Regions from separate parts of the Mus musculus genome. Here region 1 is linked to region 2. Evidence: chromatin loops called from intact Hi-C (ENCODE). Cell type or tissue: left cerebral cortex. All regions are shown on one strand. Each heading gives the region's core, and the rest is flanking DNA. Links, peaks and the distances in the headings are about the cores only. Region 1 overlaps Rerg (RAS-like, estrogen-regulated, growth-inhibitor). Region 2 overlaps Ptpro (protein tyrosine phosphatase, receptor type, O).

Region 1 (8,282 bases), core at 2,514-5,013, 300 kb after region 2:
GAAGCTGGTGGTTAGATGTGATCACGAATCCGAGCACTTTCCAGCCACACCCACCTCCTTCCGGGTCTCAGTTTCTGCCCCCACCCCCACCCCCACCCCAGCGCCTCCTCTCCTTCCTTCTCAGTTCTAATGAACGTTCGGTTTCTCTAGCTGCGTGAGACCTGGTGCTCTGGAAACCAGGCCTGTGTTAGCAGGCCCAGGGGTGGACTGAAGCCAGGACTTTTGTGATTCCCTCCAACCTTGTTTTCCTGTGGAAACACGGCCCCAGAGCTCTATGCTCGCTCGAGGGTTGAGGCACCAAGTTTATATAGCTTTACTGGAAACTCTTGTTGTCTCCCTGTGTGACAGTTTCTTCTAATTTCACTGTCTTTTTTTTTTTTTAATTCTCCAGCAGGCAGAGATTGGTCACAAATACACAGGTGGCCCCAGGTGTGTGAATATTTTTCAGATAGTTGGTCATGCATCAGACATATTGGGAGTGCCAAGACTAAAATGCACAGATGACATAAACACAGCATCTAAGGGTGGCTGGAGTATTGCTGGCTGTGTTGTTTACACCATCTGACAGGGCGGATGAACTGCTCCGTGTTCGAAGCAGCAGAAGCCTTTCTGTGTTCTGGAACCATTAGCAGATGGCCGTGGCTGCTGTTTGTGATTCCAGTGGATTTTTTTTTTTTTGGTGTCGTTTTATTTTTTTGTTTTTGTTTTTGGTGGTTTTTTTGTTTTTTGTTTTTTGTTTTTTTTCTTTTGACCAAAGGACATCAGCAAACTCTGGATTGCTTCTGATTATCAGGTTCCCCTTCATTCTGCATTGAGTTATGGTCAAAGCCAAGTTTGTACTTGGCTTCCTAATGGGCTATGTGAACATTTATAACAGACTTTCTTTCTGTTTTGGTCTGGCAGATTTTGAAAGGAACTGGCCTCACAGGGATGGCAGCATGAAGCGGACCAGGTGGTCATGTCCTGAGGCAATCTGGACAAAGCCTCTGCACTCTGCAGACTGGCAAAGAGACTTGGTGGATAATAGCAACCTCAAAGACATATATCAAAAAGAGAGTGTGCACCCAGCCCTAATACAGCCATCACAAAGTACTTGTGCGCTAAGCAGCTTAACAGAATGTGGTCTCTGTAGCACTGTGAGAGAGAGGTCTGGAGTTGCTGGCCAGCACTTGCTTTCTTCCAAAGGCTAAGGGAGAGTCTGCCCTGTCTTTCTCTGCTAGCTTCTGGCAACTTTGAGTATGCCTTGGTCTTTCTTCTGTTTTTCGTATTCATGTATTGATTCATTTGTTCACTTCTGCATGTGTGCACACAAGGGCATGTGCACATGAACACCTGTGAGTAAACCTGTAGGCAGAAGAGGACACTGGGTATCCTTTCTACCATCTTTCTTCTAGTCTTTTGAGGCAAGATTTCTTCTTGGATGTACATTTTTGTCTTTTCCAGCTCAGCTGGCATACGGCAAACCCTAGCTATCCTTTTGTCTCCATCTCTCATAGAACTGGTGTTATAAACATGTAGAGAGAACCCAGCTTGTCCCTCACGATTATGTGGCAAGTGCCCTTAAGTCCTGAGCCATCCCTCCAGTCCCTGTATTCATGTTTTAACATCACCTAGTTCTGTGTGTATCTGTCTCTGTTATCAAACTCCCCTTTTAGAAGAACACAGTTGTAATTGATAACAGCCCAGGAAGCCATCTTAACTGCATTAACAATAAAGTCTGCAAAGACTCTGTTTCTAGATAAGGTTACATGTGTGAGGGTGGGGACTTTAGGGTCACTGAGGAGAAAAGAGTGGGGGTAAAGACTTCGGGGGTCACTGTGGAGGACACTGTTCAACCTGCAAAACTCTCCATCTTGAAAAATTCCCAAGGAATGTAATGTAGAGTTGTGGAGTGTGTAATGTATAGTGGAGTGTATAGACTCAAATAATTTGCCTTTGGTGGATGTATTTATTCCAGATGCCTTATCTAGGTGCGGGGCAAACAAAACATCAAACTTTGGATCTCTTCTTTTTTTATAAATTACAATTATTCTTTAATTCCGAATTTCCCAGGGACCGGTTTTTACTAGATCCGCCTAGAACTTGCTAGCATTTTTCTGAATGGTATTGTTCCTCTTTCATTTGTAAACCTTAGAGTCTCTCTTGCTTTTTAAACTCACATCTAAAGATCAGGATAGAGAATTTCTTTTATGAACAAAGCACGCATCTCCAGTCCTGTTGCAAGGGAAATTTAATGAAAGATCATTCATTTGAAATGAACAAGGCTCGCACTCTGGGCTCCTACGCTCTCCCTTCCAGAGCCATGGCCTTCACAGTGGTTGGTAGTGTTGTGTAGAAACGGTAGATCATTTTAAAATTCAAGATGAACGCCAATCACAGTGCCCCCTCCTTTCTTTATGGAATCCCTGGGTGACCCTGAGGCTGCAGAGTGACTGGAAAAGCACTGACCCAGAAAGTCAATGTGTGACAAGTCACATTTTCCTTATTACTTAAGGGAAACTGTGCTGTTAATTTTTATTCTTAATCCATCTGCTAAGTGTAAACCCATGACTCACTGAAGTGCCTTCCTCCTACACTGTAAATATTAGGACTTACAAAGAGGCTGAGTCCACGCCAGTGAGCAAGTTCTTTCCTGTATTTATTCACTTGCAGAGGGGCGGCTGGGGGAAGCATTTTTTTTCCCTAAGTAACAGCAGAAACTTTAGTCATTAAAAAGCAATGTATTTTCAAAGAAAAGTTATACCAATAAAAGAATCTTTTTTAAAGATAATAATATAATTGCATTAGGCTTTAATACCTAAAAACATGCAGGCTGGCTCTGGTTCTAATCAAAAACAGCTCTGTTAAACTTCAAATACTATATACAAAGTCAATTTAAAAAAAAGGTTTGATTTTGGCAGATGTCTATTCCAAGTAACAGGGAACCATGAGGCAGGAGCCCCACCTGGATTTGGCTTCCCCAGTTCAAGTCATTATACCTTTTCTAAGACAGGCTGATATGATAACTTGGCCACAGTATCACAGAAGGGCACAGTGTCACACACGGCCTCTGTCCTTCTAGCAGTCTCTCGCCTGTATCTGACCTAGATCAAGGAGCATAAAGTAATAATTCCTCCATTGTGAGGTGCCTACGCTGTCCAGAGCAGGAGCTTTCCACCTGAACTTTCTCTGGGCTTTTGAGTTTGGAGGGGAGAGAGCACTGTGCACAGTAACTTCAGAGACAGCCTACATGCCTTGGAAGAGGGAGCAGAAATAACAGACAGTATCCGAAGCAGGCACACCGATACATTTAGAAGCACGTGAGTCACCCTGGGGCAGGCAGAGGTGCTGAAGGTTAGGCTTCTTAGTAATATAACCTCAACATCGTTGCACCTTGGCTAATCGTCTCTGCTTCCCTGTCTGCCTTCTCTAGTTGCCTGGCCTCTGCGCTTTCCATCCAAGGGACTATCATTCTCTGCTTTGTCCTTGTGAAATTTGGTGTGGTTTTTTTTTCCCACCAGAACCTTCCTGTTTTCTTTTGTTTATAAAGATTAGGTCGTCTCTCTGTCTTTTAACAAAAGCCAAAGATGAGGCTAAAGGATCTCTTTGGTTGCCAAAAGGACAGTAGCCACCCTTCTTGCCGTGAAGAGCAGTGGAATTTAACAGTGCAGGACAAACCAGGCCGTGTCTTCTGTGTTTTATAATTCCACAGTGGTTGCATGTATTTTGTAATTATCTCTGAAGACCTTTATTAATCTGCAGAGTGCAGACAAGGAGACGCTATTTATTGTTCATTTAAACTGTTGTGGGACAAGTCAGAACTTTGTACAGAGGACACACTTGGCATTTATTGTCAAAGCACAGCTTTTACAATCAAACGATTTTGGCAATTAGAGAGGACCTTAGCAATAAGGGTAGCAGACAGTTCATCAATCTCCTATAAAAGGAATACACATCTTACCTGACTTCTACAGGACAGACCGGCATAATGGGGTGGGGGCATTCTGATGGCACCGAACTTGCTTTCTTTGCAAGGTGGGGAGGGCTTTCAACACCTCTTCAGAAAGCTTCGTGCATTCTGGTGGTGCCCTCTGGTGGATAGATGGAAGGCTTAGCTGACACCCCTCAATTTAGGGGCATTTGTTTTCTCTGTAGTATTTGTGACTCTTGCTACCATGTAGCTCTCTCTCCTTAATCTTCTTCCCTTCTCAGGAGCCTAGAAGTTTCTGTGACAAGATGGCTTACCACAAACATCACTGGTTTGTGGTCAGGGAGGAGCGTCTACGGTAAAGTCAACCGAAGTGGAGGCCTTAGAGTGGCCTCCTGGTCACTGTGGGCGCAATTTAGCCGTTGCGTGCAAGCATCAGCCTTCGTTATGTTTTTGTAAATGGCTCAAAGCTGCGGGCTGCATCTCTGGCAAACTGCTTATGAGGAACAAAGGAGAAAGAGAATGTTTTTCATTTAAGAGGCATGTGGTTCTTATTGCCTTCCAGAGATTATGTTTTGTTTTCTCTTCATTTTATTTTTAAAGTTAGTTTTCCACTGTGAGATGAAGTGATTTTCATAGGAAATGTTGACAGTGTAGAAGGAGGGAGATGAAGCCCGTCGTACCAGATCGAGGACTGATCTGGGATGTCGCCAACGGCTCAGACTACTTCCTTGGAATGAACGCTGCTACAGAATTTAATGGGCTGATCTAATTTACCTATCTGTACAGCTGCATTGTCTGATTTTTAAAAATCCAATGAGAGCATTGCATTTATGAATTTCCTGTCTCAAATTAGGAATGTTATAATCAGAATGCTAACAATAGAAGCTACTTAGTAATGTCAAACCCTTACCTCAGCGGGGCCCCTTATCTCCATCCATGACCAATCTCTCCCCACAATCCCTGCCAGAGCTTGTTCAACGTCTTTGGTCCCTATTCAACCAGGATTTGTTTGTGTGACAGTAGTAAGCATAGCTTACCAGATCCTTATCACATAGGTCACACACAGCCTGACTGGATTTTACGTCTGACCTTCCTGCCTCGTACCTGTGACTTCTTGGATGAGGAATTTCCAGACTGGGATTCAGAGTCCTCCGTTTACTCCGAGAGAGGGAGAACATGCAATGTCCCTAAGGCCGTCAGAAAAACTCAGAGGAAAGGTTTCCATGATCGACTAATAATGCCTGACACGGGCACCAAAAGGGCATGGTGGAGGTCTGCAGGCCTCTCTCAGATGGCATTAATATACATTTGCATGCACACTCTCTTTTACAAGTATTTTATTAGATAATATTTATTAATCCGGCTTTGGGGTGCTATCGAATTGGAAGCAGAGGAAGGAGGATTGTGAGTTTGGGGCTGGGCAGCTACATAGCAAGACGCTGTCTGAAGATAAATTATAGAAATAAATAACTTAAAAGACTCTGAAAATGCCCTGGGGATGTAGCTCATTGCCCCTATCACAGTCATTATTGAGACTAGCATTACCAATTAAACAGTAATCATTGCAGTGCACATAATTCCAGCACTTGGCGGTCAGAAGTTCAAGGCCAGCCTGAACCATAGAGTATGATGAAGGATAGCCTGGGTTTCAGAATGAGGCCCTATCTTAATAAAACCGAAATAGATGAAGATTGCTAATGAACCACTGTACGAAGAGCTGGTGTTCCGAATCTCTGCTCGATAGACAGCTAACACAGGAGCTGCAGCATCTAGCTCATTCATGCCGATGGCTGTCAGTCATCAGGCCTCACGGGGTGCGCTGTCCAATCCCTGTGGCTTTGGACCTCACAGAACTGGTCAGAGCATTAGCTTTAGTGAGCACCCATTTCTCCCAAGTGGACAGCAGCTCCGCGGCCTCTCTTTCTTAAGCGGCATAGTAAGTCATGGACTCATATGGGCTTGTTTTGGAGGCACTTGGATCTCAGATGTCGTTCATCTGCCTGGAGTAATAGTCTTGCTCAGTGGTGAGTGCCACCAAACCAAATGTTGCTCCTCTTTCTCTTCCTTCCTTCCTTCCTTCCTTCCTTCCTTCCTTCCTTCCTTCCTTCCTTCCTTCCTTCCTTCCTTCTTTCCTCCCTTCTTGTCTTCCTTCCTTTCTTTGGTTTTGGGTACAGATATGAATCTAGAAAGCAGACACAGCAGTTTCCTAGTTCTAGTGCCTCTTCAGGACACTAGAATTGTACCGATGCATGAACGATGGCAGGAAAGGGTATAGTGTAGTGTGTAGTTCCTACTACCCCGCTTGAGGCTCTGGGCAGACTGCACTACCAGCCCCACCCAGGTTCCCTCAGATCTGAGGATGAAACACACAACACACACACACACACATCCACACACGCGCACACACACACACACACGGACACACACACACACAACACACACAACACGCACACACACACACGGGCACACACACGGGCACACACATACACATGGGCACACACACGGGCACACACATACACGGGCACACACACACACACACACACACGGGCACACACACACACACACACGGGCACACACGGGCACGGGCACACACACGGGCACACAAGCTTATTTTTTATATGCTTTAGCTCAATGGCCGGGAAGCCTCCCCTGGCTGCCACACCCTTCTTTTCACTCCCAGCTCAGTACTTCTAACTCTGCCCTCAACTTTGATTGATCAGTTACCTTTAGTCCCAGCTCAGCACCCTAAATCTGCCTTCAGCTTTGTTGCTCTTCTAATCTCCTGCCTGCTACCCCAGGTCCCGTCAGGGAAGAGGCCAATGGCCGCTCCACCTGAGTTCTCACATGGCTGTTGGCTCTCCCTCCTGTGTCTGTTAGCCTGCCTCCTGGGGGCGGCGGGGGTTGGGGGGGGGCGAGGCTGGAAGTTCAGCCTCTTCCGCCCAACTCCTTGTCCGCTAGCATCTTTAATGATCGATCAAGCATCAATTGGGGAACAGGACCTTTTGGGTTCACAAAGAGATTCCCGATCAGAGCACCCGAACACCCCCCCCCCCCAGTGTAGTTCATTAAGGAGGAGGTGCGGAGGGAAGTGGAGATGTGTCCCACCTCCTCAGCTGTGGCCAGGCTCCAAGAGAGCAAGAAGGGAGAGAAGGGATGGAGTGAAGTTCCCAGTGATGTTTTGATTTTCAACTCTCCCAGGTTCCTGAGATAAGGGGATATTCCAGGCAGTTTTATCATGGCTGGAAGAGGCTCAGGTAGAGTGTCAATCAATCTTATATCCCACCCCTGCCGCCTTTTGCATGTCAATCTTTACTGTTTTCTGCTTCATTTTGGACTGGTGAACAGCCTCATATATATATATATATATATGTGTTGCCTGTATGTTATTTTACTTCACACTTCTTTATTTTGTATGTGTGCATGTGTGTATGCCACAGCACACAAGGTCGGAAGGCCACCCTTAGACACCAGTTCTCTCCTTCCATTATGTGGAGCCTGTGAGGAAACTCAGTTCATTAGCCTTGGGAGCAAGTTCCTTTACCCCCTGACCCATCGTCTTTCTCAGAATGTCTCTTAAACCAAAATTTCAGATTTTCTTGACATTTATTAGTATAAAAGGGACTTAATGTATGTCATCACTCTTTTTAAAAATAAGTTTGCAGAATTACAGTGGTTAAAAATAGTCCCACTTCCTCTGTCGTTATTTAAATTGTTTCAACCCAAATTGACTAAAGATTGTTCTGTGGTTTTCCATCTCTTGGCTTGTAAAGGTACACATTTTTGTGAGAGAACATTATATATTTTTTTCTGAAAACAAGTTTTTTTTTAACAATAGGAATTATGCTCACTATTAGCACAGATTTTAATCACTTGAATTTATGGCATTAGAGAGTGGATCATGTAATTCTATGAATTCAACCCAAGCAAACTGTCTTGTTAAATATAAGCTGTATAAGTTTCATTCAAAGTTTACAGAGACACAGTGAAGCTTTGTTTTGTTTGTTTTTTTAGGTTGTTTTTCTAAATAAGATCCATTATTAAATGCCAGCTTAGTTGAAATAAATATAGCTTTAAAACAAGGAAAGGCAAGGAAAGAAGAGGAGAAAGGATAGGGAGGGAAGAAAGGAAGGGGAGGGGAAAGATAGCGAGGAAGGGAGGGAGGAAAGGGGGAGCAGTTCTAAGTTTCAGTAACTCACTTTTACACAGGACCTGCAGACCACTATGAGAAGGACAGATCTAAGGGAGATAAGTTTTTTTCTATTTAAAAATATTTGAAGAAAACCCAAATAAAAATTAAACTAAAGCAGAGGGTCACTCATGTAGGATGCTTCAGTTATTTTCCGCCAAGTTCATCTGCCTGTGTTCAGACTTC
Region 2 (8,282 bases), core at 3,625-6,124:
GGCTCACAACCATCCATAACAAAAATCTGATACCCTCTTCTGGAGTGTCTGAAGACAGCTACAGAGTGCTTACATATAATAAATAAATAAATATTTTAAAAAATTATTTTCCTCTTATGTTGAGGAATTATGAAATGGTACCAACTTCAATAAAGTCAAGGTATTTTACTCAAGGTATTTTCCTAAGTTAATAAGGAACAATATTTGTATGAAAGAGAATGCTATCGGAGTAAGCAAAGACACCAAACTAGATCACAAGCAAGATCTTCCATTTCTAACGCTCCTAAAGCTCCTTGGTCCCTCCAATGCTGCCAAGAAGGGCAAAGGTCCACGTCTCAGCCTAGTTTACACTCCACTCATACAAATAAAACTCATACCAGTGTGGTTGTATTCTTTCTAGTGTGTCCACTTTGTACTTCTCAGAGGGAATTCCTTGTCCTTGGCTTGGGTCCACTGAGCTGAGGAGCCCCTGCTGAATAAGGGATGCAAACGCTCCTTCCCCCAGCACAGCATCTTCAGCAAACACTCCTTCCCCCAGCACAGCATCTCCAGCCCTCACCGTGCCCTCTCCTTACCGAGCTTGACAAGGCGGGGCAAGGAGGTGTTGCTCCCTCTCTCAGTGCAGGCCGTGACAGACAGATTGTAGATATCTCCTGGAGGCAGGCTAAGGATGGCCGTCATGACATTGCGTGTCACCTGCAAGACCATCAAGATTTGTGATTTCAAGGTGGGATGTATGAGCCAGCACCTCACCCTCCACAGCAAGCACACAGGTATGAATTCTAGGCTCTAACAGAAAGCGTAAACCCCCGTTAGTTTACACTGTAGCCAAAGTTGACTATTATGTTATTGCTGGACTGGATTGTTTGAATGTAAGCTCTCTTAAAGTGCACAATACACATCAGCATGGACAGTTTTCCAATGTGTTGGTCCTTACTCTGGTGTCATCCCACATATTCACAACAGCTTCCAGAAAAGACAGTTACTGTATGGTTCCAAAGAAACATAGACATGTTTGTACACACACAGTTGTTTACTTGAAGACTCTATTTCCTGTCTCCTATATAGAGGATTGTATAATCCAGTTCTGACCGATAGATTGCAAGTGGAAACCAAACAGGCAACTAATAGGTTTGTTTTCAAGCCCTGGGGTCTCCATCGCTGCTCTGTTTCTTCCATCAGACTAATGTTTGGACATTAGGAGCGAAGCCTAAATGAGGATGCCACATAGAGGTGGATGGAGGAGCAGCAGCAGAGGGGACCAGGATGACTCTCATCCTTTATTTATACCACTTTCTTTTTATTGGCTTTGGCTGCAGTAGTTTAATCATGGTCAAAAAGCTTAATAAAGCAGAGAGAAGACCCCAATATCCTAAATGCACTCAGATATCTGGGTAATGTGGATCACTGAGAAAATATTAACATGGAAGAGTGGTAGCTTGTTTGATAGCACACAGCATCCCAAAGAAAAAGCTCTCATGTGTCCTAGGATGGTCTTGAACTTGCTATGTATTGAAGGTGACCTTAAACTCCCTCTCACGCCCCCACCTTTCTAGTACTAATAGACTCAGCTCTCAAATTAAAACTTTAAATATAAGTGAGATCAGGACCAGCAGTGATTTCAGCTCCTGTCAAGGACTTGGAAAGGTAAGCTTAAGTAAGGGTTGCGAGCAGCTCATGCCACCAACTGGTTGGAAGCCTGAAGTCAGGAATCAAAGGAACGTACACTCTTTTTAATTTTCTTCCTCCCTTCTGCAACGACCATCCAGTGCAGCATTCTAGAGTGGGACAGGTCAGTGGTGGCATCCCCATAGGTCCAACTGATGTACAGCAGGCTGTTGAAGTACTCCACAGACGTGATTTCTGGAGCAACGGGGGCTGCGAGGAGAGAGGTAAAGCTTAGGATAAAGACTCGTGGCTGATGTCCTCCCCAGCCAAGTGTGAGAGCCGCAATGAAGCTGCCATTGAAAGTTCAACTTCAAGCCAGGCAGTGGTGGCCCATGCCTTTATTGCCAGCATTCGGGAGGCAGAGTAGATCTCTGCAAGTTCAAGGCCACCCTGGTCTACAGAGCAAGTTCCAGGACAGCCAGTGCTACACGGTGAAACCCTCTTTTGATAAAACAAAAAAGAAAAGGAAAGAAATTCAACTTCATACCACATGACAGTATCTCAGAACCAAAAATGGAAGTCAGCAATACAGGCTGGGCACTTGCTCTGTGGGACTGTCTTAGACACAGATGGCTGGACCTATACCCACCTGAGGATATCAAGACCTCCTGTGTAAGCTGCTATTTCAAGATGCTTAAAATGTTTGATTGTTCAAGCATATTGGGTGATAAAAGACATTGGTAATTATCACAACAACATTGAGAAATCTGAGGCCCTCTAATATTAAATTTCTCACTGTGGCACATGAAAGGTACTTAGGAGACCAAAGAACAGTGGGGGCGATGGAAAGAAAGAGAAGAGAAAGGTGCTGGAAGGAGATCTGACGACTGTTATTTCTGACATAACACAGTGACGTCACTGATAGAATCTAGCCCCGTGCTCCGCACAAAGGGGGGTCCGGGTAAAGGCAGCTGATGTAAGCAATAAAGAGGAAAGGATCTTAAAGTCATGCCCGAGGTGTAAGCCTAGTACCGGGGCTATTTCTTTAACCCACATTCTAACACTTTAAAACTAAATGCTAATTTAATTTAAAATGTAATATTTTGCTGAGGAGAAAATTTTATTTAAACGTCATATGATATAAGCTCTGAGGGTGTTTGTGAAATTATTGTTTAAAGTGTTCAAAAATTCTAAAGATCTTAAGGAACAAATATACAATTAAATTCAAATTGCATGTTCAAAGTGCCTAGAAAGCAAACACTTTACCCCAAGGCATGGCATAATTTCAACCAAAATCTTTGAAGTAGAATTTCTAGAAATTATAAGAATCATTCCTTTTAATAGGACACTAATAGGTAGTAAGGATTCTTAGTAGACAGTAATTTCAAGACCTACTAGCCCCTAAAGGACTCACCGCATGTGTAATGTGTAACAGCTGCACAGTATCTATATGGAGCACGTGTTTACATGCATGCCTGCACTCCATGTGTGTTTCCCACGAAGTATGAGCAGCCGCTTCCCTTGTGTCTAACAACACAATCCCTAAATATCAGCAATGCTCTCTCCGTTTGGGTCCTGAATGTCTATTCAAAGGCTGTGGAGGCGAGGGATGGGATCTCAGGGATGGGACCCAGTGAGAGGAAGTAGGTGACTGGGGGTTTGACCTGGAAGCATATACATTGTGCCTGGTCTCTTCCTCTTGCTCTGTCGCCTTTACCTTCCAAATGCCAGGAGCTGAGTGGCTTGGCTGTTTCAGAACTTTCATGCCACGGCGTTCTGCCTCATTATATACTAAAACCCAGAATCCATGAGTTCACAGAAACGATTGCTTATTATAAGCTGGTTGTCTCAGGATATTCCGTCACAGTAATATAAGACAAAAATGTCCATATCATATTCCATAATGATCTAACTCAGAGAAATGCCTATGATTTTTGATAGCCTCTTAATATATTCTAGTATACTTCATCATATATAGGTACCTTTACCTTGCTTTGTTCGAAGGAGTTTTTCCTTATATTCTCATATTGGTGAGGGTAAGAAATACACTTAAAATTACAAGTCAAGAAGTATGTACATGGCCCTCTTCACAGGGCTGAGCCTTCAGATTTGGCACTTACTGCTTTAAAATCTCACATATTGCCAAAGGCCACAAGATGTCACTAGTTGTTTATTAATCGTTATTTAGTATACTAAAATAATTACTATGAACTTGACTTTCAGACAAGTCCCCTAACCCTGGTAGTGGATTGAAGTCTGAAGAAGTCAAAGTTAATTCTTTTGGCAAGGGAAGTAGTGAGGCCTGAAGCACTGAACCCAGAGCCTCCTGCAAGCTAGCAACAGCTCTCTCTAACCTTGACCTACACACCAGCCTCCTGCCCTGTTTGTTTTGAGACAACATCTTACTACATTGCCCAGGCTGGCTTTGAATTCACCCTTGTCATCTTCCCATCTCGAGCTCACAAGTGGCTGGGACTACTGCCCTGAACCTTTATAGACAGTTAGCTCGTCTCCTTTTACACCATACGATTTGACAGTTAGGATTAAAATGTAAAACAGAGAAGAGCAATTCAGGAGAACCTCATGTTTAAAACATTGCGTTCTTATCTGAAGTAATAAAGTCAGACAAAGAACTAAAGGGCTACAATTTCAGCTACTTAATATATAAATATACACATAAGTTTATATGTATGTATACATGCATTTGTATATATACTTTATTCTTGTCTCCCCTCGTCAAATATTTTAATGATCTATGTGATACAGTTTAATTCTCACACTGTGCTATTACTAGACCCATGTTTTAGATGTGAGACTTGAAAACAGTTGTAGCAAAACTCTAGACTGCTAATGCCAGCCTGACTGAGCTGTTCCTCAAGAACAATACAACATTCTCAAAGATCATTTCATTTGAGATAAAATATTAGTCACTAAGGTAGATAGGTCATTTAGAGACTTGCTACATCTCATCTAAACTGTTGTACATTTTACTCCACTCCAGGCAGGTCCTAATATCATTTTATTTTACAGATTTTGTTTATATTTTTAATTACATGTATATGTGTGTGTACACGGGAAGGATGGTTGTGAACAGGGGTGCAGTGCCCAGTGAAGCCAGAAGGTGTCAGATCTCTTGGTGCTGTAGTTATAGGTGGTTATGAGCCACCAGACATGGATGATGGAACTAAACCCAGGTACCCAGCAAGAGCAACAGGAATCCCTGAGTGCTGAGCCATCTTTCTAGTCCCAGGTGATCATTTTAAAAGGCACAATACTGCAGACAGAATCCCAACTCTTGGTACTTCACTATTGCTGCTACCCAAGGCTGTGAAAGCCATAAGCTAGATTGTGAACTTTTTGCTGTGAAAACCAGTTGGCAGGATCTTGGCGAGTTCTGCTGCCAAGAAAAGGAGGTTCAAAGATCATTGAGATGCTTCACTCAGATGTCTGTAACCAGAAATGAGCAGAGCCAGTTCAGAGGCCTCGGCTCTTGAAAGGAAGGGAAAGGCACCGATTGTACCTAGGGAGAGAAGGGCACCCATTCTCTGAAAGCAAATCTCCATGGAGCTACTGTGGAAGACTTAGTGCTCTAGTGAAATTTAATTATAATTAGACATGTGCTTATTAATGCAGTTTGACTGCTGGCCACAGTGTTTACCTAGTGATTGGCACCACATCCACTTTTGGGGTTTTCTCATTGCCCCTTCTAACATGACTATTGACATCTGGAACAGAGGGCATGCTGGATCCTGGAGACTAAAGGAAGTGGCACACCAGCGTTTTGTCATTTCCACTCTTTTCCCAATACAGCTCTCCGTGCAATGAAAGTTCTTGAACAGTGTTGGTCCAAACAACGAGGGTTATTGCTTCTTTCATTTTTAAGATTTATTTTGTTTTAAATTTATGTGTGTGTGTGTATCTGTGTGAGGTTATACACATGTGAGTGCAGGTGTCCATGGAGGTCAGAAGGGGGATCGAGTCCCTAGAGCTGGGGTCACACGTTGGGTGCAGGGAACTGAACTCAGCTCCTCTGGAAGAGCTTCAGGTGCCTCCTCCCCAGCCCCAAGGTCAGTGCCTCACTGAATGAATTATTTGTATTGTTTTCTCCAATCATTGTCCATGGAACTTCACAATTTATGGCTTTGGGGGGGGGGAAGGACTAAGACTGATGTAATTTAAGCACCTTAACATGGTGCCCTGTAATTTGCTAAGTGGTTTGTTCAATAGAGACGTCATCGTTGCTTGTCAGGGTGGAAATAAGTATTCCCCATCATTCTCTGGTGTGCCTTATACAGACCTGAGGCTTGGGAAACTTAACTTGCTCAAACTCACAGTGACCTGAGGCAGAACCCCACTGGTGTGAACCCTTCCTCCATGGCACTCAGTGGACTCTAGTACCAACAGCCGGTGAGGGCAGAAATGGAGTAATTAACGAGGTTGTGAAACACTCTCCGAGGTCTGATGACCTAATACGTAACATCAGTCAATCATCAGTCAATCGTGTAGGGGAAGCTGAAAGCTGTGTTTGCTGCCTCCTGCTCTGCTCTGATGGATGCTGGCTGGAGAGCACACGCCAAGGGCAGTGTCTCCAAGTAAGCAAACGTCAAGGGCAGTAACTGTGGATTTTAAAGTCAGACTCTCATTTCTAGTGCTTATCAATTAAATGCGAGACAGCGGAACCAGGGGTGTATCTTCCATGAAGATGCCAAGGCAGTGGTGAATTGCTGGCATTTTCTGTGCATGTGACCCCCTGGTACCTGCTCAAGATGGCGTTTCCTGTGGGACCTTTCTTTTCTCCAGCACTCACCTGTTATGAAGCTGATGGTGGAACTGTCACAACAGCTCAGCTCTGGATCTCCCCATGTCACCATGGTTACGCGGAAGTTGTAGTACCACGCTGGCAATAGGCTTGCTATTCTCTGAATAAGGATGGAGGAAAATCACGAGACAAAAGATTAAGGGGAAAACAGTATTTATGAAGTTGATTTACTTTCCTTGGGTCATGATAAACATTAATAATTTTTGTTTTCTTTTTCTATGCCTTTAGAGTTATTTTTGAAGTGAAATGAGCCATAAATGAAATGAGATATATAATTTTTAAAAAATGATTGAAAGACAGAGTAAATATGGGTTATTGCTTCGCCATTTCCAAAGATATAGTGCATAATGAAATAACACTTATTGATAAGTGTTTGCACTTATTTGTTTCCCTGCCTCTAGGGAAAGGGGATAGTATTATTTTAGGATGATGATGAGCAGAAGTCTTACTGGGTGACAATGACCAAACTGTCATCTGTCTGGAAAGCAACTGTGTGCTTCAGGTGTCACGCATTGGTTGCCTACACTTTGCAAAATGAATCTAGTCTCAGAAAGAACAATTACTACATAAGCTGTGAAAGCTATTTCCAAAAGGTTAGCAATGCAAGTATTTGTTGATTTGTACAGGCTAAGTGGAGTCATGGCTAGAGACAGACAGTGTCAGTCAACTGTAGAAGACCAGAGGGAGGTCTCTTGTGATGAGACCTCTTGTTAAGTCTGCTCGCATTGGAGGAAACTCATTATGAGAAAAATACCATCTGGGGTGAAAGTTAGTTTCACAACTAACTTTATCTCTCTCTCCAAAGACAAAGACAGAATCTAAACCTAAAAGAAATATGAGACCACGGACCAGCAACCAAACAAGAAGCAAGAGTGGCCTAGAATGCCTCTAATCCCAGCATTGTTAAAGCAGAACTAGGCACCCCCAAAGGTCACTGTCATCCTTGGCTACATAAGGAAGGCTCTCTCAAAACCAAACAATACAAAACAAAACCAATTAAACTAAATAAAACCCAACTACAGCAATCAAAACCCCCAAAGTCCTTGAGAACATCTGTCTGCCTATGCAGATCAAATAGCTATCTTCCAAAATGGCCTCGTGCACGGATGACTTTCTCTAACATAGATGTGACACAGGCATGACCATTCACACGAGAGTGCACCAGCTGACTAAGGGAAGATTACCACGGATGCCGTTAAGGAAACTGTGGCTGCTATCTCATAGTAGGTCGTCCACTCTGAGGTCATGGTGGTGGGGTTGAAGTAGAACATTTCAACCACGTATTTTCTGAAGACTCCCAGGATAGGTCGGGTCCAGCTCAGCACGACAGCAGTGGGACCCAAGGGGTAGAGCATTAAATCTTTGATCCCAGTGGGAACTAAAAGAAGGAAGGGTAGAGGGTGAAGAGAGAAAACCGGAAGGGGCATTAGTGTTTGTACTGTGACTTCAACTGGAATGATCAGGGCTGTCATTCTCTTAACTTAGTCACAAAAAACTAGAGTAAATAGATATTTATTTCTGACTTTCTCCTCTGTGTAGTGAATAGGAGGATCTCTTCCAATTATGCAATGCTGCGTATTTAAGGTAGTCAATCCCTCACATTTAGCAGGTACTAGAATCTGTTTATTCAATTCAATGAACCATGGATGGAGACTTGTCCTCAATTTTGCCTTGCATCTGCATTGAACAGGGACAGACTCCTAAAGATTATTTTTCTCTAAACAATATAGTAATCTCTTTGTGTAATATTTGCACTGTATTGAATTATTATAAAAGATTGATTCAGCAATGGCTAAGGTGTATGGGAAGGTATCCACAGGTTGGATGCATACATGACATCACTCTATATTAAGGA

What was found. Peaks named below come from ENCODE experiments on the same cell type or tissue, not always from the same donor. Only the 100,000 strongest peaks of a DNase experiment are listed, where the experiment ranks them.
Region 1: a loop joins it to region 2, with 2.0 times the contacts of the local background. A loop is called at or near these places in 2 of 42 quality-filtered maps.

The regions. Positions count from the first base shown.
Region 1 is chr6:137,094,753-137,103,034 of GRCm38, reverse strand. The region is part of intron 2 of Rerg (RAS-like, estrogen-regulated, growth-inhibitor); the gene reads left to right. Among named protein-coding and RNA genes, the nearest start is that of Gm52923, 13 kb to the left of the region's middle. In left cerebral cortex, for the core only: a CTCF peak has its summit at 4,073 (motif pointing left); a DNase peak (open chromatin) is centred at 4,054.
Region 2 is chr6:137,393,041-137,401,322 of GRCm38, reverse strand. Ptpro (protein tyrosine phosphatase, receptor type, O) reads right to left here. Exons shown (of 27, transcript NM_011216.3): 9 at 7,612-7,805; 10 at 6,416-6,527; 11 at 1,727-1,878; 12 at 576-696. Among named protein-coding and RNA genes, the nearest start is that of Gm52924, 120 kb to the right of the region's middle. In left cerebral cortex, for the core only: CTCF peaks have their summits at 3,748 (motif pointing right) and 4,734; a DNase peak (open chromatin) is centred at 4,775.